Linked DNA regions of Mus musculus: all the other regions are linked to region 1. Evidence: chromatin loops called from intact Hi-C (ENCODE). Cell type or tissue: heart. All regions are shown on one strand. Each heading gives the region's core, and the rest is flanking DNA. Links, peaks and the distances in the headings are about the cores only. Region 1 has its middle 17 kb from the start of Gm41484. Region 2 has its middle 46 kb from the start of Adamts1. Region 3 has its middle 56 kb from the start of Adamts1.

Region 1 (8,003 bases), core at 1,477-6,476:
AGGTTGAAACTTCTTCCATAGCTCTTTATTTAAAATCATTATCCCTGTAGTATAAGTATATACATATTGTCTTCCTCCATCCCGTGAGTAATGTTTCAATTACACCCTGCTACTTGCAGGATCCTGCTGTATACATCCCCTCAAGACAGAACATCCCTGGCTAGTACCTCAGAGTGTCACAACAGCAGCATCTCCAGAGAGCAGGGCTCACTCTCTTTTCAGTTTTTTTACTGGCCACGCGTCCCCAAGCAGAAAGTCACTACGCAAATCCTCACCTGAGGTAGAGAAGAACAGTAAGGTCAGCTCAACAAACGCTATGATATGGAAGGAGGTGTCATTACAATGCAAAGTGTATAGCCAGCAATAGCCCATTAGTGTATATGGCAAGATGTGGCAGAAGTCTGCAGACTCAGGGTAGGCATGAACAGCTGAGTCCTGTGTAATGTGAGGTCCCCGTCTCCACTCATGGTTGGTGTCTCTACCATGTATGCACCATTCACAGCAGTGATTTCACAACTTAATGGTGGTTCATCCTGAGATAGAAAGCCCCTCAGTTTTTCCAGAGTCCTTAGTGCTGGCCATTGGCCAGAGCAGACATTCCAGCATCTGCACCATTTTGTCCCCAAGTCCCATGGTCTCATTGGAAGTAGAAAGAATAACACTCTCAATACTATTGGAGAAAGAGTGCAATTTGCAGTAACGTGGACCATAAAGAAAAAATAATAATCACACCGTTCATTAACTCATAAATACTAAATTAGCCTTGAATGGATAAGGGAGATGGCTTATCTGGTAAAGGACATGGGAGTAGAACTTTCGCTTCCCAGAACCCATATAAAAGCTAGATAAGGATGGCAGCCCATCTGGAATCCCAGCCACACTCCACAGAGCAAGCTGCTTAGCCAAACTAACTGAAACTCCAAGTCAGCAAGAGACTTTGTCTCTCTCGATGTATGGAGTAGAGACTAGTTTCCACATGCTTGGGGGAGGGGGACATCATTTCATGTGCATAGGTGTGTGTGTGTGTGTGTGTGTGTGTGTGCATACACACACATAATTCCACATACTCTTTAAGACGGGCGGTGAGCATTTCCAGCAGTAACTGTCCCTGTGGCAGTGCCTCACAGAGCTCACAGAGCTCATCCACATACTGAAATGAGAATCGCCTTTAGCAGAGCAGCGCTGAGGCCATTACTTTACTTGCTATGAAGATCAAACACCTGACAGAAAGCAACTTAAAGGAGAAAGGATTTTATTTCAGCTACAGTTTAAAAGTGTAGTTCCTCCTGGTGGGAAAGACATGCCCAGGAGAGCAAGTTTAGTTGTCACAGCAGAAGCATGAGGCTGCTGGCTTCTAACTTGGGTGACCAAAAAACAGAGAGGAAGAGTGCTGGTGAGCCAGCTTTGATCCCTGTCCACTCTTACTCCCAGTGCCAGCCCATAGGACGGTGCTGTCCGCACATAGGATGGGTCTCTCCCTTTCAGTTAACCTGCCCTGGAAACATCTGTATGGGAAAAAACCAAAGGTGAACCCCAAAAACATCCCGAGTTCTCCTGACCCAGTCTTGTTAACAATCAAAATGAACCATCATGAGCAGTCTTTTGCAAACAGAATTTATTCCACACATGGATTTTATGGATTTTTTCTACCTATTTAGTTTATTTGTCTAGAAAGAGACAGACCGAAACAGACACCCACCAACTTCCTCAGTTTTCTAATATTGTCCTTTTGTGGAGGTCCTCCACTTAAAAAGTTAGCGAAGTTCCAGATATCACTGGCAGTTTTCTTTTTTTATGTAATGCAAAACATAAAATGATGCTTTCTTTTCATTTGTATTGATTTAGGCAAAAGGTCACATTTATAGAAAGAAAGCAGTAGGCCTCCTCTAGATTTTCTAAGACCCTTGAATACATTTGCAGTAGAGTTCTATCAGAATTCAATTACTGCTTGTCCCTTCTCCAGTAGCCAACAATAAATGCATAGACGCACTTGAGGAAGTTACAGGGACCTGATGAAAAAGGCGATGCTTCTGAACTTGGCAGTGCCTGCCTCCTGCCTTGTAAATGTCAGCATGTGTCCGTGTAAGCATCTGACGTTGCTCAGCAGCACATACCAAAGGCCAGGAATTTGGCAGAGTCTCGCTGATTCCGATGCCTAAAAATACTCTGTTTTATCAAAGTCTATTCTGATGCCTTTTACCATGTGGAGAAAATGCTAGAACAGCAAGATCTTCAGGAAGTGGAAAGTCTGAGATGCTTTCCAAAAATTCCAAATGACACAACTACATTGTGCAAGAAGTAACCCTTTACCCTCAGTTCTGGTCGCTGGACTATTTTTATCTCCATAGACTTTTTTGTCAGGACCTTTTGCTTATTTATAAGCCATATAAAGTAATTTTCTCTCATGTTTAAACACGTATTGAATGTAATTTTATTCCACAAATTATTGTGGAACATATGCTATACATAAGAAGCTTAGCTGAACCCCAGTTGTAGCAGCTAGAGTTAGGGAATCTCCAGCCATTAGTATGATGTTCACGAGTGGTCTCCAAAACAATCAAGACATTGAGATAGACACACACGGGAGGATCTGGGAAGGAGAGACAATAGAGGGCAACGGGGGTGGGGAGAATGAGTAGAGTATATATGTCATAATAAATTTATTATTCTGTGCACTAAAACCAAGAATAGAAATCTATGTAGAATTAAGAAGGAAGAAAGAAAAGAAAAAAGAGAAGTTCTGGGCTTTTGCCCCTTGACCAGGGCCTGCAGACATACCTAGTTACTGTTCCAGAACATGAGTCACTCAAGCATACACCCCCATGCCTGCCCACCCAGTGGCCACCTCATACCCCAACCAAGGTGCGCCTACAAATACACAAGAGCTCCAGATAGTCGCTAATCCACTTAATGTCTTAACTTCCAGTCTTTGCACCTTCCTATGCAAACATCTCTGCCTCTCTCGTCCACTTTCACTTCACACAGATTTGTAAAATTTTGTTCTTTCTATTTTATTTCATGCACTGAAAATGCTCTCCGCACAGGTCACCCATTCCAGGCCTGAGGCAGAAATTCCTTTATGTATATTCTCTAGCTCATGCTGGAGTCTCTCCCTTGCCACTCCACTGCAAAGTGCTTTATGCATCATTTCACTCAGCTCTTCAAAGGACCTGAGTGGTGGGCTAGATGTCACTTATCGTGTGTGTGTGTGTGTGTGTGTGTGTGTGTGTGTGTGTGTGTGTGTGTGTGTGTGTGTGTGGAGAGAGAGAGAGAGAGAGAGTCAGTTTTAAGAAAATGGAAGAATAAATCTGTGGTCCTACGTATGTACTTTTGTCCTAAGGGGGAAAAGCCGAAGGATATGAGATATTTAGACTTTATGGCTGCATATTCTGGGCACTTTTGCAATATACTGCAGATGGGGAGGGAGGGTGATGGAAGGAAAGTAAAGGAAACTTGAGAAGAGGAGAGGCATAAGGCAGGATCAAGAATGAGTTGTACTCCATAATCAGTTTGGGTCGGACAACCTGATCCGATCCATATATTCACAGTCCAGACACTAGGAAGGGAACGTAGTTACAGTAAAGGAGTCATTGTATAAAGCAACCTGGAAAAGACAGAGAGGAAGCTGGCAAGCACGCTCCCTCACTCGTCACAGAGAACCAAGCAGGCTGGCAGCAGGTGACAGAGAGGAAATCCGTAGGCAGTGAAGGGCACAGCACTGGCAAACAAGACCAGTGAAGTTGGGGAAAACTTTTAGAAAATGGCACTGAAAAAAAAGAAGAAGAAGATGAAGAACGACTTAAAATAGAAAGTCTTAGTAGGCAGTCAAGAAAAGAAAAATCAGTGTGCGCTCACTAATGTGTGAGTTGCATTGCATTCAATTCTTTGTAACGTTCCCTGTCAAATTCAACCCTCAGGCATGAAAATTACATGTCAAATCTCTCCACTGTAGGTCACCTAAAAATAGGTTCCAGGTATTAGGGAAAGAGCTGGCCAGTGGGCAAGACCTGAGAGGCTTGTGAGTCCAGAAATGTTACACATTTAGATCCAGAAAGCACACAAGCCAGTAGCTACGTCCAAGAGGGGAAGCAGGAACTCCTAGTGGGGCCCCTCAGAGGCTGCCAGACCATGCAGGGCTCTTGTTCCTCTAGGCAGCTGAGAGCCAGCACAATTGAATCCCAAAATGAAATTGGCACGTCAGCGAGGAGGTGTCCTCTGATGTCCCTCTGAATTCCAAGGTCCTAGGATTCAGGACAGTTTCCTGGCATGCAGCCAGGCCCCTGTGATAGGATGGATCTTGTGCTCGGCTTAAGCTCTGCTACTGCTGTCTGTATGGAAGAGCTTGACAGTGTTTATTTGTTCCTTTATATCTTTGTCTGTCTGTCTTTCCACCTCTCTGTCTGTTTGTAGCCCAGCATTTTCACGTACTGGCCATCACAAATTAATTGGCTGGTTCTTTGGGGAGATCTGCTGCTTCACGTGGAATGAACAGATATCACTATGATCTGGGATCACATGGGACAGCTTTGTTTATGGATTTATTTTCTTATTGTACAAATTACCACACAAAATATAGAGTTCAAAACATGGCAGTTAAGAGAGCACAGATAACAGACTGCAAGAGCAGGTCCCCATTTTCTGGATGAGAGCGCTGACAGAAAGAAAATCCTTGCACATGAAAAGATATTTTTGGAGATGGTTGAAGCTTCATTTAAGCTTCATACTGTCTTGCTAGAATCAAGGAAGGGACAAAAGTCAAGGTTAGTACTGTCTTAGTCAGGGTTTCTATTCCTGCACAAACATCATGACCAAGAAGCAGTTGGGGAGGAAAGGGTTTATTCAGCTTACACTTTTCACATTGCTATTGATCACCAAAGGATGCAGGACTGGAACTCAAGCAGGTCAGAAAGCAGGAGCTGATGCAGAAGCCATGGAGGGATATTACTTACTGGCTTGCCTGCCCTAGCTTGCTCAGCTTGCTTTTTTATAGAACTAAGACTACCAGTCCAGGGATGGTACCACCCACAAAGGGCCCCCCCCCTTGATCACTAATTGAGAAAATGCCCCACAACTAGATCTCATGGAGGCATTTCCCCAGCTGAAGCTCCTTTCTCGGTGACAACTCCAGCCTGTGTCAAATTGACACATAAAACCAGCCAGTACAAGCACCAGTTTCTCAAATCTGCAAGCCTGTTCTGTTCTATCTTGTCCTGTTCTGTCATGAGACAAGCTATAACTCCGTAGCCCTGGCCTGGAACTCAAAAGAGATCTTCCTGCCTCTGCCTCCTTAGTACCGGGATTAAAAGGGTGTATCACAAATACCCAGCTTCCACAAATGTTTTTATAAACTCCTTCTAGTAAGGGACTAGAAAGGGAAGTTTTTAGACTTTGTATTTCGCACTCTTAACTGGAGCCGTTACGCTCTGCCATGTTACGGAGAAGGCAGGCATGGGTAGTCCGAGAAAGAATGAGCATTCTTACACACTGAAATCCAGGTCTTCTGAAAGAGCAGCCAGTGCTCTCAACAACAAAACATCTCTCCAACTCCAAGGTTGGTTGGTGGTTGGTTGGTTGGTTAATTGGTTGCTTGCTTGGTTAGTTGGTTAATTGGTTGGTTGGTTGGTTGGTTGGTTGTGGTTGGATGGATGGTTGGTTGCTTGATTGATTGATTGATTGATTGATTGATTGATTGATTAGTTAGTTAATTGGTTAGGTGGTTAGTTCGTTGGTTGGTCGGTTAGTTGACTGGTTGGTTGGTTAGTTTTGTTTGTCTGCTTACTTGCTTTGTTTTTACTTTATAAAAACAATTTTTGCTGAATATATAAATTGATAAAATCTTAAATTCCATGAGTTTGATATTTCCCATATTGATTCTATCTACTAAATGGCACAAAACTTAGTTGAAACTTACCTGGAACTTTAAACCCTTCTTCCCATGGTCAGCCTGTCTGGACAGGGTGCAGGAGGAGGATGTAGCTTCTCCTCTGGCTCAGCTGGAGCTCAGCCTATGAACTATCTCACAGGCCCCAAGGCCCCACCAGCATCTCAATGGAGGAAGGCCATTGTTGTGCAGCCTTCCTAGAATTTGTCTGCTGACACTGACTTTATTTGGGTATGGGTATTTAAGAAGGTAATTAGCAAACAAGGTCATAAGTGAAAGAACAACAATTGTGTTGGACAAATAGGAAGAACTTGAACATGCACAAAGAAAAAGCTCTGTAAGGGCAAAGCAGCAGTGGTAGCCTGCATGCCAAAGAGAGAAACTTCCAGACTCTGCACAGTGACAAAAAAAGAAAAAAAAGTAGTGTTTAAATCACTTTGTGTGCCATATTTTTGTTATAGAAGCCCTAATAGACAGACACAGGTCCAGCTGCATTTTATATACTAGAAAGGATTCTGGCTATCTCAATAATAGACACAAGATGCCTCCAGACATTAGTTATCTGAAGCCTGCTGGGAACAGTAAGTTCCAAAACAAGACTGTCTCTTTCTTGTAGCTTCCGACATTGTCCTTGGGTGATTTTAAGCACTTGTCCAGTTGTAAATGTTTTGTGCAACTCTGTCAGTAAGCTGGCACACGGTTTGGCGCTCATCCTTCAGTTCACAGCACAGCACTTTGTTCTTTCCTCCATATGATGGTCAGGGGTCCTACTAAACCTTCAACAAAGCAGAATAAAGCAGGAAGTTTTGCACCTTACAAGTGTCCCAAGACATTCATCCTGAGACACTACTATATTTTCAATGGCAGGAGGACATTTTCTAACATAAGAAAGTGAGGCTGTGATTTCCTGTAATGATTATACAAGTTCATTACAGACATTTTAATCCCTTCAAATTTGAGTATTTCCCATTGGAAGAGATCCTCTTGTCTCCTACTTGTTTATAATAACTGAAACAGGAATCCAATGAATTCAAAATTCTTCTCTACAAAACATATGAACTAAAGGCTTTCTTATCCTAAGTGGAAATGCCCTTGCATGTACTAAAGTTATTTTGCTCAAGCACTAGCTGCCTGGTTCCAGGAATGAAAATTTAAAGCTTTCTAACTCTTATGATCTTCTATTTACAGTTATTTCTAAACAAGCTTCCCTTGACCAATGGTTTCACTTAGTGAGTTGCTTATAAATGTCACAATCTCTGCTTTTGGGCTAACGGGTTGCTTTATTATTAGATTTGTATTTTTCAGAGTCATACCCCAAGCACCCTGAGCACATTGCAATGCCATTTCTAAAGCCATAGTAAGCATGTCTCTCATTGAATTTGTCCTTATGGGGGTGGTTTGTATTTATATCCCTAGAACAGAGCTTTGTGATACAGGAAACCTCAGGTGAGGACTGAGCTCCTTCCTCCCCACCCCCACCCCACCCCCCGCACATCTGGACTCACTCACAGTCCACTATGCTCATGGTCAGTAGTGAAAATATCTCTCTGGTAGGCTTTTTCCTATTATCTCACCGCCCAAGTCATTTAGACCCTTTAAACCCCTGTATTCCTCTTGCCCTTGTATTTTCAATTTATTCCATTCTACATGTTTTCAGTCTTAGAGTTAATTGAGTATCTGAAGACACTGAAACCTTTCCAGAAGCAAGACTAAACCCTTAGGAAGCCTGTTGTTAATGGTACGTAGATCTGCCTCTCCACCCAACAAATCTCCCTTCACTTACTCGAACCATGACTCAGGATGGAGAAATAAGACAAACAAACCAAAAACCCAGCCCCAACTGTCTACGATTTATAGAGCACTTACTACATACCAGACATTGTGGACCTACTTCAGGAGCCATGTCGGTAACTCCTCGCAAATAGCGCTATTATTCCACTTTACAGGTATAGATATCGAGACTCGAGTACCACACAGCCTGTAAGTGGCATCCAGGTTTGAATTCCAGATGCAGCTCACTGCTATGTCTACCATCACAATGCTCTGCAAACAGGCAGCATGGCAGCTAAGCACCATAGTGAAATACTGAGACTCAGAATCTCTGGAGTTTTATGATTTCAGG
Region 2 (8,003 bases), core at 1,567-6,566, 1.5 Mb before region 1:
CTATCTTTGTGGTTGAGCATTCTCCTTCTTAGCTTTTTCCTCAGGTATAGAAGTGAACCCATAACAATATCACCTGTGCATTTCATCCCAGAATAGTGTGTGTTTTCTGTTTGTGTTCCTTGGCTTATTTATATTCTTTTCAGCATCTAATAAAATCTTTGACTCCATCCTATGATCCATATTACATTCTAGGGACTGGGACCAGAGTGATACTTAGCATAAAGTTGTGAATAAGAGAGTAAAAAAGTCTAAGAATTTCATAAATTCATTATTGTTAATAGCTGAGTAGTACTCCATTGTGTAAATGTACCACATTTTCTGTATCCATTCCTCTGTTTAGAGACATCTGGGTTCTTTCCAGCTTCTGGCTATTATAAATAAGGCTGCTATGAACATAGTGGAGCATGTGTCCTTATTACAAGTTGCAGCATCTTCTGGGTATATGCCCAGGAGAGGTATTGCTGGATTCTTCAGTAGTACTATGTCCAATTTTCTGAGTAACCGCCAAACTGATTTCCAGAGTGGTTGTACCACCTTGCAATCCCACCAGCAATGTTGGAGTGTTCCTCTTTCTCCATATCCTTGCTAGCATCTGTTGTCATCCTAAGTGAGGTAACCCAATCACAAAATAACACACTTGATATGCACTCACTGATAAGTGGATATTCGCCCAGAAGCTCATAATAACCAAGATACAATTTGCAAAACACATGAAACTCATGAAGAAGGAAGACCAAAGTGTGGGTACTTCGATCCTTCTTAGAAGGGGGAACAAAATACCTATGGAAGGAGTTACAGAGACAAAGTTTGGAGTAGAGACTGAAGGAACGAGCATCCAGAGACTGCCCCACCTGGGGATCCATCCCGTAAACAACCACCAAACCCAGACACTATTGTGGATGCCAAAAAAGAGCTTGCTGACAGGAGCCTGATAAAGCTGTCTCCTGAGAGGCTCTGCCAGTGCCTGACAAATACAGAGGTGGGTGCTCTCAGCCATCCATTGGATGAAACACATGGTTTCCAATGAAGGAGCTAGATAAAGTACCCAAGGAGCTGAATGGGTTTGTAGCCCCATAGGAGGAAAAACAATATGAACTAACCAGTACCCCCAGAGCTCCCAGGAACTAAACCACCAATCAAGGAAAAAAACACATGGTGGGACTCATGGTTCTAGCTGCATATGTAGCAGAGGATGGCCTAGTCGGTCATCAGTGGGAGGGGAGGCCCTTGGTCTTGTAAAGATTATATGCCCCATTATAGGGCAATGCCAAGGAATCAGGAGTGGGTGGGTTGGTGAGTAGGGGGAGGGGATAGGGGAATTTTGGAGAGGAAACTAGGAAAGGGGATAACAATTGAAATGTAAATAAAGAAAATATTTAATAATAAAAAAGAAAGAGTAAAAAAGTGAATTTCTTAATGAGTCTTTTGTTTTGAGATAACTCTACCACATAAGCAGTAGATGTCAAAGAGCTCAAGAGAAGAATACAACAATATAAGAAGACAAAAATATAATAAACAATATTACAAGCAAGGGAATGTCAAAGAGGGCATTTGCAATTTTGATGAGTTAGCCGAGAAACTTCACATATAGACTGTGAGGAGAGGTAGTCCAGACGAAAGGATGCCGGAGACTGTGAGGAAGGTGTGCACATGAGGAAAGACAACCACAAAAGCAAGTAAAACTGAAATGTGAAAATGGGCAAGCGTGAATAGATGAAATCAAGGTGTTAATTGGGAGCAAGAGAAAAATCAAATAAAGCTTTCTCTTCTGCTTTGAAAGAACGGCCTTGATGCGACCACTAATAATATTGGACTTGCATTTTAACAGGACCATTCTGGTTAAGAATTTGCAACTAAGATGTGAAATAGAGACAAGACCAATAGGTCTTGAGCTCAGAGCCTGAAGGTAGTTGTGGAAGTTGTACCAGGGACTGGCATTAAAAGTTCTTGAAGCAAAAGCTGTAAGGTTTATGGAAGATCAGATATGAACTGTGAAAGAGAAGTGAAGCATGGGCTGGGGACTTGGGGACTTGGGGAAAGGGTTAACTCCCAAGTTCTAGATGAGGACATTCTGTCCTTCCCACTTCCCTTCCACCATCCCAGTCTCCATCTAAGTGCAAGCAGTGGTTGGTTGCTCTGGGAAGGAGCTGAGGAGTTCATCTTGGACATGTTGGTTTTCAGTGCTTCAGTACTTTAGACTGAGGCTATCTAGTTGGTCACTGAATTCAGGAGAGAGTTTTAAAATGGTGATTAAAAACTTTAATGTCTGCAGCATCGGGTGGCATTTAAAGTCAGAGGCACACAATAGACTTACTGAGGACATAGAAGTGAAACTATGTAGTTTTTAGAGGTTACAAAAAAATAGACTGAGAAGTAACAGGTAGGAGGAAATGGGTATGAAGTTTCCTGGAAGTACAGGAAAGAGGCTTTTGAGCACAAACGACTTCTCCATTGTCAAAATCCATTGCTAGAGAAGAGGGTTGAAGCTTGGCATAGGCTCTAGGGTTGTCTCTTAGTTCTCACCTTCAGAGTGCCTAAGCATGCAAGAGCCACGTGGCAGTTAATATCACTTGTCAGCGTCACAAAATTTAGAGTCACCAAAGAGACTTACCTCTGGTTGTGTCTATAAGAGGTTATCTAGATTAGGTTAATACAAATGAGAAGACTCACATCAGTTATGTACTTGGTTAGCATTGGTCAGTAGTCCGAGGTCTTGGACAGAGCAAAGAGAAGAATGCTAGCTGAGTGCTAACGTTGGTTCATCACCATCATGACTCTGCTGCCAGGGTGGGACACACTCTCAAACCATAAGACAAGCAAACCCTTCCTTCCGAAAGTTGCTTGTGTCAAGTATATGGTCACCACACCAGGAAAGTAGCTAAGGCAGTCAGGACAAGGAACTGGGCACAGGTCAGGAGCATAATTTAGACATTTCTCTCTTTGATTCTCGCTGAAATATATTCACCTCAGAGAAAGCCGCATGGGGCTATTTTCCCATCTGCATAGTTCCCTGAGAAATAGTTTCAAAGTGCGTTTCAGGAAAATGAATGCCTTTCTCCTGAATGCAGCATTTTCTAAGGACACAATTCTCCATTTGTATTATGGAACCCATCCCGAGGGGTCCCAGGTTGAGAAGTCCCTTCCAATACTTTTTCCAGCATCCCCAGAAGAACCCCAGTGGCCTTATGTTGGGAATCTGCAAATGAAAATTCCTCAAGACAACAGTTGTCTTTAAAAAAAAAAAAATGAAAAACAGCATCTGACAAGTGACTAGAAAAGACTGAACACTAAAAGCAACTTCTGTAAAAAGCCCAGGCCACAGAGACAAAGAGATGGTGATGTTCCTGTGACCTAGTAGCTACTATTGTATTAGAGAAGAGGCAGGAAGAGGCCCAAAGGCAGGGGCTGTGAAGTGTGAGGGCTGGGCCTGGCTGGAAGGGGGTGGAGGAGAGAGCTTATGAAAACGTCCTGGGAAGCCTGCCAAAGAGTTCTTTCTCTAGAGATAGCTAGAAAGAGCATAAATAAATAACAGTGACTCACCCCGTGTTATGCTGGAACCCTCGCCCAGCAGACCTTATTTACGTAGGAGACAAGCCTGTGATGACTCTGGTTGTTTGCGAGAACACAGCAAAACCATTGGATCGAGGCCCCCTTTGACTCAGATTACCAGTCTTGAGACTGTCAGTTTTATTTTCTTTGGGAAACTTGGAAAAGAAAACAAAAATCCAAGGGTGACCAGCAGAAACTCCCATGAGATGACAGCGCGTTCAAGACGTGGGACTTAGTGCTGCCAGGGACTGCTTATCAAATCAGTTCCCAAATCTTAGAAACTCACAGCATTTCAGTGATTTTTGAGCAAAGCCATCTGCCGTTTCCGTTCCCTCTGATAAATCATATGGAAAGAATACACTCAAGGTCACTGCTCCCTCAGCCTCAGCAGTCACTTTGCGTTCTCCTTAGCGTCATCATCTGTTTTACCATCACGTGTGTCAGGAGCTGTGAGCATTTTGACATCTTCTGTATAAACAAGCCTGGCATATATTTTCATTTGTCTCGGAGTATCTTTAGGAAACTGTCAGATATATTTTGTTGAGTTTGCACAGGTAGGAAATCATATTACTTGCAAATGTTCCCTTTCCGCTGACATTCATTCAAAGCTTTCATGGATGTGAATACTCTCAAAACATGGCTTCTCTCTATCCCAGCTAATAAGATGTCCCTTCGTTGGCATGATTCTTTCGTAGGACGATGACAGGCCTAGAAGGAAGCAGTCACAAGTATACCCTAAGGCAGTAGTTCCCAACCTTTCTAATGCTGACCCTTTAATATTTACATTACTTGGATCCTCATTGCAGTGACCCCAAACCATAAAACTATTTTTTCCATTTTCATAACTGCAACTTTGCTATTGTTATGAATCGTCATGTGAATATTTTTAGAGATAAAGGTTTGCTGAAACCGTTGTGGCCCACAGTTTGAGAACCACTGCCCTAAATGGTTTTCATTTGTTTATTAGTATGCCCACCATCTCTTTGCTAGGGCTAGAAATTTGAAATTACACAGCAGGTGAAGAAAGGGCTGCATTAAAAGGAGCACAAGGAAGGAATGAATAAAGAAGAAAGGAAAGAAGAAAAATGGAAGGAAAGAAGGGAGGAAGAAAGGAAGGAAAGAAGGAATGAAGGAAAGAAAAAACAAGGAACGAAAGAAGGAAGAAAGGAATGAGGGAAAGAAGGCAGGCTAGCAAATATGGTGAAGTATGTCTTTCTGACTTTGCCGAGTAATATAATATTAGAATGAATGTATTTTTGGAGAGTGTAGGAAGGGAAATACCTTAGAAGCCCAGAATCACAGTGGTTTTCTTTCTTCCTTTTAATTATTCTTTCATTGTTTTTAAAACAATGTTTCTATTAATTCACTGAGAAAATGTATCCGGTGAGTTTGAACATATGCACAGAGCCAACTCCTCCCATCTCCACCCTTCTCAACTCTTCTCTCCCCTCACCAAGTCTCAGTTTTCTCTTCTCCCCTACCCACTTCATCTTCAGTTTGTTGTACAACTACTCCTGAGACTAGGGCCTGCTCTGGAATGTACTCAACCTACCCGGGTCATGCCATTCACGAAAACCGACTCTCCCTCCCCCACCAGTTATCCACACCAATAGCTCCTAGGCTAGGGGTGGGATTTGGCACCATTTCTTCCATTCACTGTAGAACCTTGTCTGGCTTGAGCTTGGACAATTTGTGTGCTTGCCATCATAAACGCTGTGAGATCATATGTGCAAATGCCCTGTTGTGTTTTGTTGAAGTCACTTTCCACCTTTGGCTCCTATAATCTTTTCACCTTCTCGTCCCCAATGGTCCCTGTGCCTCTCTGGGATTGGTGTGATAGGCATGTACACTTGCACTGAAACCTTTCATGTTCTGCATCTTGACTCAGGACCTCTGCTAATTCTCAACTACTACAAGAAGCTTCCCTGATAAGGGTTCAAAGATGTTCAGTATATTTTAAAAACAATTCCACTCTTTGACACTTTCATACCTGTATATAGTATATTCTGGACATACCAATCCACCATCCTATTTTCCTATTCCCCCACCCTCACCAACAACCCCCACACTATCAAGACCATCATTGTTGCCCATTGATTGCGGTCTATGAGTGCCACCTTCATCATCTGGAAAACGTAATAGCAGGGAAACAAAATTCTATTTTAAAAAAATAATAATTATAACACAGACACCGTTAAAGTGTTCTCTCAAGTGTCGGGAATAGTTTGGTTTAACTTTGGCCCTCAGAAGACACTGACTCACCCCAGATATTATACAGCTATGCAGGTGAACACACAAATTCACACAGAGGCACAAAGATATCACTATGTGCGCGAGCGCACACACACACACACACACACACACACACACACACACTTTAGAATAATGTTTCAATGATTCTAGCCTGTCTACCTTTTAGGGATCTGTGAGCTCTCTGACCCCTACAATGGTCATTTTCCTGTAGTGTTCCCTACCTAAGGGCTTGAAATCCAACTTAATCAACCTTGGGTCACTCCCACTTCCTTTCAGCTAAACACTGAGAAGATTAGCATCTTCTGTAAGAATTTCCTGTGAAAGGCTTCAGCCAGTGCTCATGGTTAGGAAGTAGGGACACCATTTGTTGGATGCGTATTGTCTATCTGATTACACCTATAGAAAGTGACTATAAATGCAGCTGCTTGGATCCACACAAATTAATTCTCTTCCTGTAGGTCAGGTCTGACATGTAGAAAAATCTAAGGTGTCCAAGGCATGCTCCCATGCCCTGAAAGCACTGACGTACATATATCCTTCAGCTCCTTGTTCTCTAGAGCCTGCTCGCATTCCTGCTTTCCAGCCTGACCTCCATCTTGAGAGAGCCAAAGGTGAGACGTTTCTTTGACCGCTCGCCCAGTGTCACACATCTTTTATCTGACACAGCTGGTAGAAAAAGCTGCCTCTGCTTTTTAAGAATTTATGTCATTTCATCAGGCCCACCGGGGTTATCCCAGTAATCTCAAGGGCTGTGACCTTAATCGCATCTGCAAAGTGATTTTTCCTGATTATGTAACAAAGTCACATCTTCCACGTTTGGAACGTTAACATCTTTACAAGGGAGCCTAGTTTTCTGCTTAGCACAGAGACAGGCATTGATGATTAAAAATCTGAGAAAAAACATGAATATGTCCTTCTCGCAGGAACAACATCCTATATTTCCGTCCTCCCGTTTCTGGATTCCTACTATATTCTGATGGGTCAGGTCTTACAATGAACATGTTGTGCTTTCCTGGAGCTGCAGGCTTCTGGAGATATGTGTGTCTCTTGCTCTCAAAAGTCTCCTAAATTAATCTCAACCACTCTTGGTCTGGAATGTATATAATTATATGATATACATTTATATGTTTTTTGCAAACCAAAAACCTTTTGTTGTTGTTGTTTGTTGTTGTTGTTATTGTTTTAACCAGTCAAGAAACATATACCAGGTACTTACCATGGAAAAGCCACTCCATATAAGGAACTCTGAGTTAGGAACTATGACGTCATCCCCTTTCAAACAAATTACATATTTTAAACATGCTAGAAGAGGTCTCATGAAGTTTTTCTGTAGAAGAGTTCTTAGAATAAGCTTTCTGTGGTGGTTCCAGTAGTCTGGAATTTCTTCCCACTTCATACTAAGCTGTGAGGGACAATTTTCTCCAGTTTTTTTTTCCCCCACCAAATACACAAAGGGGTCAGTAACCCACAAGGGAGAAACAGTCAATTTTAGAGCACTGCATTTTGGAATGTGTTATAATTTGCATCTGAAATGCTCCCAGAGGTCCTGTGTTGGAATATCTGGCAAACAGATTGAGGCCTTGTTCTGAGAGGGGTTTTGAAAGCTTTGGGAAGTGGAGTGTAGCTGTTAGATCCAGGGCACTAGGAGCAGGCCTTTGAAGGTTCTACCTGCCTCTACCTTTGGAGGTTATTATAACTCTCTGCTTATGGTCTACACCATGGGAAAAGCCAACTGATGCAGCAGCTTATTCTTTTGAGGAAATAACACTGGTGGTGTTTTGGGCTTATTGCTGATTTTCCAAGGCTCCATCCAGTCTCCTACTTCCCTGAAGTCTCTTCCGTTCACATCTCTTCCCTGCTGCTGTTAATAAGCACACGAACCTTTTCTTAAGCGTGAGTATGGGACACAGAAGAACTGATTGTCAAATAATGGCTGAGCTTGAAGGTTATTTCTGGGTGCTCCTTTCCTTTGTTGAACCCCTAAAAAATGGTTCTCTGGATAGTCCCAGTCCACCAGTAACTGGTAGGCATTTGTGCACTCTAATTCATGTGTGAAATGAAAGTATGCAGAGCAACATGGGAGAAGGACTGTGTTTAAGGCAAAGACCTCTCTTTCCCAAAGTAAAGTAAAACGAAATCAACTGAGGGGATAAAAACAAAATAAAAATGTCCACATGGATGAAATAAAGAAGGGTTGCTTT
Region 3 (8,003 bases), core at 2,220-7,219, 1.5 Mb before region 1:
CTAGGGCCCTCTCTCAAGACAGTATGTGCTCTTAGTCACCAATCCATCTCTCTACTACGTAGAATTTATTTATCAAGCTTAAAAGTAGATGAAGTTCAGGCTCTATGAGCTCTACTTTTAGGAAATGAAATGAAAATTTGAAAGAAGTTAGACTAAAATTATTTTACACTTCTTTCTTTTTATTTACAAATTATCATTCTATATTTAATAATTATTTTACATATTTGTTGGTACTTTTATAATTCCTACAATTATACTCAGGGTTTGTGAATTATAAATGCACATTAGTATTGATTAATAGCACACTTTTAAAAATAGAATATAATATTGATTTAAAATCTAAACATAGTGAAAGCATTGTACTGAAGTCATCTAATATTACTGGGTGAAGGTCAATATATGAACTTAGGTACTTAAGTGTTTCTTTTACAAGCTTGGATGTCCTTGTGTTTGCTATATAAATATTTAGAATTACAATAACCTCTTGGTGGATTTATTTTTCTTTAATGAGTATGTAGTTTCTTCACTATCTTTTCTGATTTATTTTGGTCTCAAGACTATTTTACCAGATATAGAAATGATTTGCTTCTAGGGTCAATTTGCTTGGGATCTATTTTTTTATCCTTTTACCCTAAAGTAATGTCAGTCTTTGTGAATGTGTTCCTTTGAATACAGCAGAAAGATGGATCCTCTTTCTAAATCCAATCTATTAGTCTATATCTTTTAATTGAAGGAAATAAAAATATTAATGTTATCAATAAGTTATCAATGAGCATTACTTATTACTTTCTGTGATTTTTGTGGGTTTTCCCCCTTTCTTTTGGTATAAAATGCCTTGGTGTTATTTATTCCTCTTGGATGCAGTTAGCCTCTTCAGAGTGATTTTTTTCTTCTTCTAGTGTCTTCTGCAGAACTGGATTGGTATAAACATTTCTTAAATTTGTTTTTATTATACAATTCCTTCTTTGATGGTAAGTGATAGTTTTGCTGGATATGGTAATCAGTTCATGGATCTACAGGGAAGAGAAGATGGAAACACTGGGCAACTTCAATGAAACAGTCTTTTCCCAACAAATTCATACATATATGAACTCACAGAGACTGCCACTCGATGCACAAGACCTATACAGGTTCAAAACAGACAAAAATCCTAGAATGCAGAAGGAAAAGTGAATATAACGTTTTATTCCCTAATCAAGAAATATTTTGCAAATGATATGTGCTGGGAGAAAGAGAACATCAGTCTTCTTCAATGGAGCAGCACAGGGCAACCAACTCCTCTCCAAGGCTAGACAACACAAAGTGTACTCAATTTTTTTTTTATGTTTTGTTTTCTTTATTTGTGTGCTTTTTATACTCCAGTTTTATTTTTTAGAGCAAGAATGAATATAAAGTGGGTGAATAGGACAGGGGAGTGGAATCTGGGGCAAGCTGAGAGAGGGGACTGAACCAAGCTACACTGCATATTTTTTTAATCAAAAAATATGTTCATTTTTAGTTTTCTCTAAAATTGCTGAAGAATTTTATACATTTATATATATAATTTCTCTTGTATATATAATTTTTCTGTCCTGAAGTTAGATGCAGACTCAAGATAGATCAGTGATTTGCCTTTTGAACATGCTGCTGTTTAAGTTATTAAAATGTACAATATTTACATGTAGTGGATATTTTACATAATGAATGAAGGGTTGTAAAGTCAAAAATACTGATGTTAGAAGGATCATTTTTAAGTAAATTAATGTAAACATCTTCTAGACATTTCTTTTCTTAAACTGGTAAAATCCAGGTAACGCAAAATGTATGTCTTAGCTTGTTGGGGGTTATTATTATTACCATTGTTATTGGATTAATGGTATGTTTCTTAGAGGTATATTGTCTTGTCTTTTTCTTTTAGAATCATTTTAATAGATTTAAATTTACATAATGAGGTCTGATGAAAATTAAAGGCATCAATAAGAAACTCAGTGAAGTGATTTAGTACTTAAAAGTGGTTAAAACAGGAATTCCACACAATTTTCATCAGGATGACCAATCAGAACAGGAAATACATACGGAAGTATATTTGAGAAATAAGTCCTAACAGAGTATAGTGAAGAATGCAAAACAGTTCATAAATGATGAAATCCTAGGTAAGTACTTGACCTAGAATGCTCGTTGAGGTTGTAGCATTTGACCAATGATTGACTGAGATATTAGAAAAATATTCTAGAAGATGAATATTGTAGACCCTCACTGCTTCAAACAGCAATGAGGCTTTTCCTTGGCATTGAACTTAATTTCTCTACTTTGATTTTGCCATTTGGGGCAGCCTATGTGTGCCTAGTGACTTCTAAACAAGAAATCTCAAGCACATAACGGCAGCCATTCTACTCTATGTGAAATTCTTTACTGAGTATTTATATTTTATAATAAATAAAAAGAGAAAAAGCAAAAGACATAACTTAGATGAATGTGTTATATATTGAAGAGTGAAATTAATGATAAGTAGTAAGAAAGTATGAATAGAAACATAACACCTAGCTTTGAAAGTAAATTTTAATTTAATAATATTTGTCTAACATTTTATTTTTTAAAGCCCGAATTATAATGTTAATATAGTCTAAGTCATTGTAAACATTTACTATTTTTAAGAACCCAACAATAGCCTTTGTTGAGTATAAAGTATTAACCATATTATTGTTATCTTTATTGATGTAACTAACACAAGACACAGGCAGCTGATCTATTGTTTCACAGAAACAATTTCTCTTTGAGGTCTGAGTTCTTGTTTAGTTTAGTCTAAAAATACTGAGGTGAATGTTAAGGGCTATAATAAGCTATTCTATTGGCTGCCACAAGTGGAACAATATACACAGAGATGTGCTTGTTATCATAGGACAAACATAGAAGCAATGGGATTCTGTCCTGAGGAGATAACAGCTCTGATGGTTACAGAATTAGACTTCAGTCTCTCTGCTCGATAGGCTGTCATAGCTTTCTGCGTTTTGATTTCGCAGCTACTTTATGTACACTATTGTACACAATAAGTGATTTTACATAAAGGTGTCTGTTAATAGGTAATATTCCAGAAATGTGTGGTGTGTGTGTGTGTGTGTGTGTGTGTTTGTGGTGTGATAGATACACACTTGTGGGTAGGGTGTAAGCACCCCTGTGAGCATGCAGAAGCCAGAGGAGGACATCAGATATCTTGCCTTATGTCCTGGAAACAGATACTTTCACTGACTCTTGAGTAAGGCTATTAGTCATCAAATCCAGCAATCCTCATGTCTCCGCTCTGACACAGTACTGGGGTTTCAGACCCACGTGACTATACTTAACTGTTTTCATTGGTCTGGGAATTGAGCTTGGATACTCACGGTTGCACAGCAAGCACTCCCTCTATCAAGCCACACTCCCAGCCCCCAGAAACAAAGGTTTTGTAGGTCTTGTTTCCCACCAATGAACATCTTTAGATTATTTCCATAGGTGAAGTAATGAAACAATGTTTTTTTTTTCCCCTGGTCCTCATAGTTATTGATCTTTCTAATCATATCAATGTGTGGCTAATGTATTATTTATATTGTTATCAGCTTGAACCATGCGCAGGCCTCTTGGGACTTCTCTATAACTTTAAACTTATTCTCAGAAGACTCCTATTGTTTTTCTAAACGTCCATATTGGCAAACTCTGTATAAGTACTTGCGAATGTACAGGTAGACTTGTACTGTTCCTACCATTCACTTGGGAAGCTTCTTAATGCTGTGTGGCGTGGATAATACAATCCCACACCTGGCTGAAATGCTGGGAATAAGTACAGAGAGATGCCTGGTCCTAAACAGGACATCAGTGTTATCCCGCTAATGTTCAGGGGACATCTCAGAAGGGGGTACTAGAACCAGAAAATGAGGAACTGAGCAGCAAAAACAATATGTTATGGACATAACAGCCATTGCACTTAAAACTCAAGGCAAGTGTGCTTGTCTCTGCACATGATTCTCTCTACCAATATCACACTGTGGATAAGGGAGAACCATGAGTCCTTTTCTGTCTGGGGGGCTATTGGCAGCTACACCCTTTTGGAAAAGAGTGTGGCATTTTCTTCAATAGTGTAGCCACTGTTAAATTAGCTTTACCCCAGTAAATGGTATCACACCCAAGCTCAGAGGAGAAACTCTAAGGAAAGCCAGTGTATAACACAGGAATAAGACATTCAAGTGGGAGGAGTTGGGAAGACAGAGGCAAAATGGAGGTGGGAAAAAAATCACAAAATTCATTACATACATGTATGGAACACTTGATTTTCCTTTAAAATATTAATGTTATACATTAATTGTGTGTGTACTGTATGTGTGCCTGTGTCTGTGCACAGGAATATGGGTGCCCTCAGAGGCAAATTACAATTTTATTTGTTAAGTGTGCCTATGTGAGTATGGGCATGTGCACAGGAGCAGGCTGCTTTCAGAGTCCAGAAACATGAGCTCTGTTTTGAATTGAACTTATAGCCTGTTGGGAGCTGTTTGACATGGTTTCTGGGAACTGAACTCAGACCCTCGACAAGAGCATCGCAGAATCTTAACAGCTGAGCCATCTCTCCTGACCCTCTTTTCTACTTTCTTTAAACATCTTCGTCTATCGTAGCACATGCTCGCGTTCGTGTCTTGCTGGCTGTGTTCTCAAGTGTCCTGTGACCTAGCCTGCGGACGTTTGCAGTCTGCACAGTTATGTTTATTTATGCTTTGTTTCACATTTGTATTTGGCCCCTGTGATTTATACAATTGTTCCTTACTCGAGTTGTCTCAATGTGAGCCGTCAGATTGGCGAAGGACATTATCAACAAATGACTCTGCTGAAAGGAGGTGCACTCAGCTCGGGCCAAATGCTCTCCATCAGTTACTGTTACAGACAGCCTCAGGGTTGGCCCCCACCCTCCCTTTCTTACGCACAACTGCCACAGACATCACATCGGAGTACTTGGAACGGAGCCTGAGTGTCCTGGGTAGGACTTGGCATGGAAATCTCTGACAGCAGAACTTGGCTTGGGTTTGTTTAAATAAAGTACTTCACATTGAACTGCAGGAAAGGAGAAAAGAGGGAGGGATGTGAGAGGAAAGAGAGGAAACTTCTGCCTTGTTTTAGGTTATCAGAAAAGACAAAGTACTTAAAGCCTGCCTGGTCTACAAAACAGATGAAGATATTGATAGAGAATTTATAAAAATTATTTTAAATCACAGAAAGTCTGCACAATGAGTTTTAATCTTCTCTTTTTAATTTTATTATTACTAATGCCATTAGCTTTTCATTCTTTTTTTTAAATTAGGTATTTTTCTCATTTACATTTCCAATGCTATCCCAAAAGTCCCCCATACCCACCCCCCCACTCCCCCACCCACCCACTCCCCCTTTTTGGCCCTGGCGTTCCCCTGTACTGGGGCATATAAAGTTCGCAAGTCCAATGGGCCTCTCTTTGCAGTGATGGCCGACTAGGCCATCTTTTGATACATATGCAGCTAGAGACAAAAGCTCTGGGGTACTGGTTAGTTCATATTGTTGTTCCACCTATAGGGTTGCAGTTCACTTTAGTTCCTTGGGTGCTTTCTCTAGCTCCTCCATTGGGGGCCGTGTGACCCATCCATTAGCTGACTGTGAGCATCTACTTCTGTGTTTGCTAGGCCCCGGCATAGTCTCACAAGAGATAGCTATATCAGGGTCCTTTCAGCAAAATCTTGCTAGTGTATGCAATGGTGTCAGCATTTGGAAGCTGATTATGGGATGGATCCCTGGATATGGCAAAAAAAAAAATGTCCTAGGGATTGATGCCTGAGTCAGTAAGTGCTAAGCGATCGAACCAAGAGCCCTCCAGTTCCCTCTGAGAAACCCGTGCCTTCAGTTAATCTAAATTTTCTGATCTTTCTCTCCTACTTTCAAGCTGTCCTCAGCACCATTGTTGACTTACTTGTCTTTCTCTAGAAGACAAGATTGTGCCTTTCTCTAGAAACAAGACAGTTGATTCACATTTTCTTTCCTTCTCTTCCTCTCCTCTGCTTCCCTCTCCCTCTGCCCTGCCCTGGGGCCACATATTCATGTATGTATGAGATGCACTCTCCCATACTGGTGACCAGAGGTTGACGTTAGATATTCCCCTCATCACTTCTCTAGCTTATACTCTGAGGCAGTGTCTCTTCACCAACCCTTATTGTTTTTATTAGACTGGCTAGCCAGGGAGTCCCTGGGATCAGCCTGGCTCCACCCCCCAGTGCTGGGTCTAAACACATGCCTCTCCAGTTATTTTTGGATGCTGGTGAAGAAAACTCAGGCCTCATGCTTAAGCAACAAACACTTTACCCACTGAGCCAGCGCCAGAGCCCGGTCGGTCGTTCCAAGTCTTCTAAGATGGAAGTCTGGCCCTCTTCTCTTTATCTTCCCTATTGTTCTGCTTCAGACTGTTAATTAGGATTTGGGGTTTCCGGAAGCAGAGATTCACAAAGAAGAGCTCAGTGGGGAGGGCAGCCTGTAATAATCTGACAGCTGAAAAGGAGCATGGTAATTGTGGTGTCGCAGGCCTTTAATCCCAGCTCTGGGGAAGACAGAGGCAGGAGGATCTCTGTGAGTTCGAAGCAGGCCTGTCTACACAGAGAGAGAGAGAGAGAGAGAGAGAGAGAGAGAGAGAGAGAGAGAGTTCCAGGACAGTCAGGACTACACAGAGAAACCCTGTTGCAGAAAATAAACAAAAACAAAACAAAACAAAAACAAAAAAAACAGAAAGAAAAAGAAAAGAAAGAAAAGGGAGAGATTTTGTAGCTGCACCCTTGGTCTCCTGGAAGGTAGCTGTGTGCTCACCTGACAGGGTCCCTTCGCAGTTGGTTGCTCTGCTCTCCTTGTCATGTCACTTTGCCACTTCATCTTTTCCTTCCCCTGGCCTTTTTACAGCATTTTACAGCCTGTGCCACCTTACTCCAGACGTCGTACTGAGCATACGGAGAGCCTTGCTGTAATTTTTGCCGGATTTCAACCTTGTTTGTTGAAACACATCAGTGTTGCCTTTGCTTGAGAGAAGTCGGCATACAGTCTTAGCTATGTGTTCCTAACAAGGAATAAGTAGACCAAAGTGACGCTTACTGCAAGCTCCCAGTCCTTCTAATGAGAAGATGGAATGCCCCACCTCTAAGCCCCACCCCAAAACAGGCAGCTTTTAGGATATTTGTTCTGCAAGCCTCATTCTTTTCTTCTTTCCCTGTTCGTTTTGGAGAATTTAAACTAGACACTGGGTGTAAATGCTTTAGTAAATTCAGTTTTATTGTTCTTCAGTCAGATGAACAATTCTGTGTTTGGAATGTAGTTTGTTTTCACCAATATTCATGTTCAACCTTGGTTCCTATTGTGAAAATGTTGCACGTCCTCAGAGAATTACAGGACTATTTAGGTTATGAGGAAATATCCTTAGAAGAGATTAACAAAAGTGGGGTTGTTTGTGTTTGAGAGATTATTATTAAAGGGTCTGACTTCTCCATGAGCTCCTGCTTCTTTTCTGCCTTTCATACATGCACAGGTGTGTGTGTGTGTGTGCTGTGTGTATGTATATGTGTATATGTGGTATATTTGTATCTATGTATATGTATGTGTGTATATATGTGTGTATGTATATGTATGGATGTGTGTATCTATGTGTATGTATATGTGTGTGTATGTGTATATGAGTGCATGTATGAGTGCATGTATGTGTGATATGTGTGTACATGTATGTGTGTATGTGTATATATGTGTATGTGTTTGTGTATGTGTTCATATACATATGTGTATTCTACATATGTGTGTACATATATGTGTGTATATGTTTGTTATGTATGCATAGGTATGTGTGTATATATGTATATGTATGGTTGTGTGTATGTGTGTGTGCATATATGTATGTGCTTGTATGTGTGTATGAGTGCATATGTATGTGGGTATATGTATGTGCGTGTGTGCATGTGTGTATGCATGTGTGTGTATGTATATAGATATGTGTGTATGTGTTTGTGTAT

Evidence for each region. Hi-C counts contacts between places; a loop is a spot of excess contacts. Peaks named below come from ENCODE experiments on the same cell type or tissue, not always from the same donor. Only the 100,000 strongest peaks of a DNase experiment are listed, where the experiment ranks them.
Region 2: a loop joins it to region 1, with 2.6 times the contacts of the local background. A loop is called at or near these places in 2 of 42 quality-filtered maps.
Region 3: a loop joins it to region 1, with 8 times the contacts of the local background. A loop is called at or near these places in 2 of 42 quality-filtered maps.

The regions. Positions count from the first base shown.
Region 1 is chr16:87,259,579-87,267,581 of GRCm38, forward strand. No RefSeq gene overlaps it. Among named protein-coding and RNA genes, the nearest start is that of Gm41484, 17 kb to the left of the region's middle. In heart, for the core only: no CTCF peak of the experiment used is centred there; DNase peaks (open chromatin) are centred at 2,113 and 4,173; H3K4me3 peaks cover 276 bases; H3K27ac peaks cover 3,677 bases.
Region 2 is chr16:85,752,809-85,760,811 of GRCm38, forward strand. No RefSeq gene overlaps it. Among named protein-coding and RNA genes, the nearest start is that of Adamts1, 46 kb to the right of the region's middle. In heart, for the core only: no CTCF peak of the experiment used is centred there; a DNase peak (open chromatin) is centred at 3,533; H3K4me3 peaks cover 330 bases; H3K27ac peaks cover 1,896 bases.
Region 3 is chr16:85,743,279-85,751,281 of GRCm38, forward strand. No RefSeq gene overlaps it. Among named protein-coding and RNA genes, the nearest start is that of Adamts1, 56 kb to the right of the region's middle. In heart, for the core only: no CTCF peak of the experiment used is centred there; DNase peaks (open chromatin) are centred at 4,903 and 6,253; H3K27ac peaks cover 1,401 bases.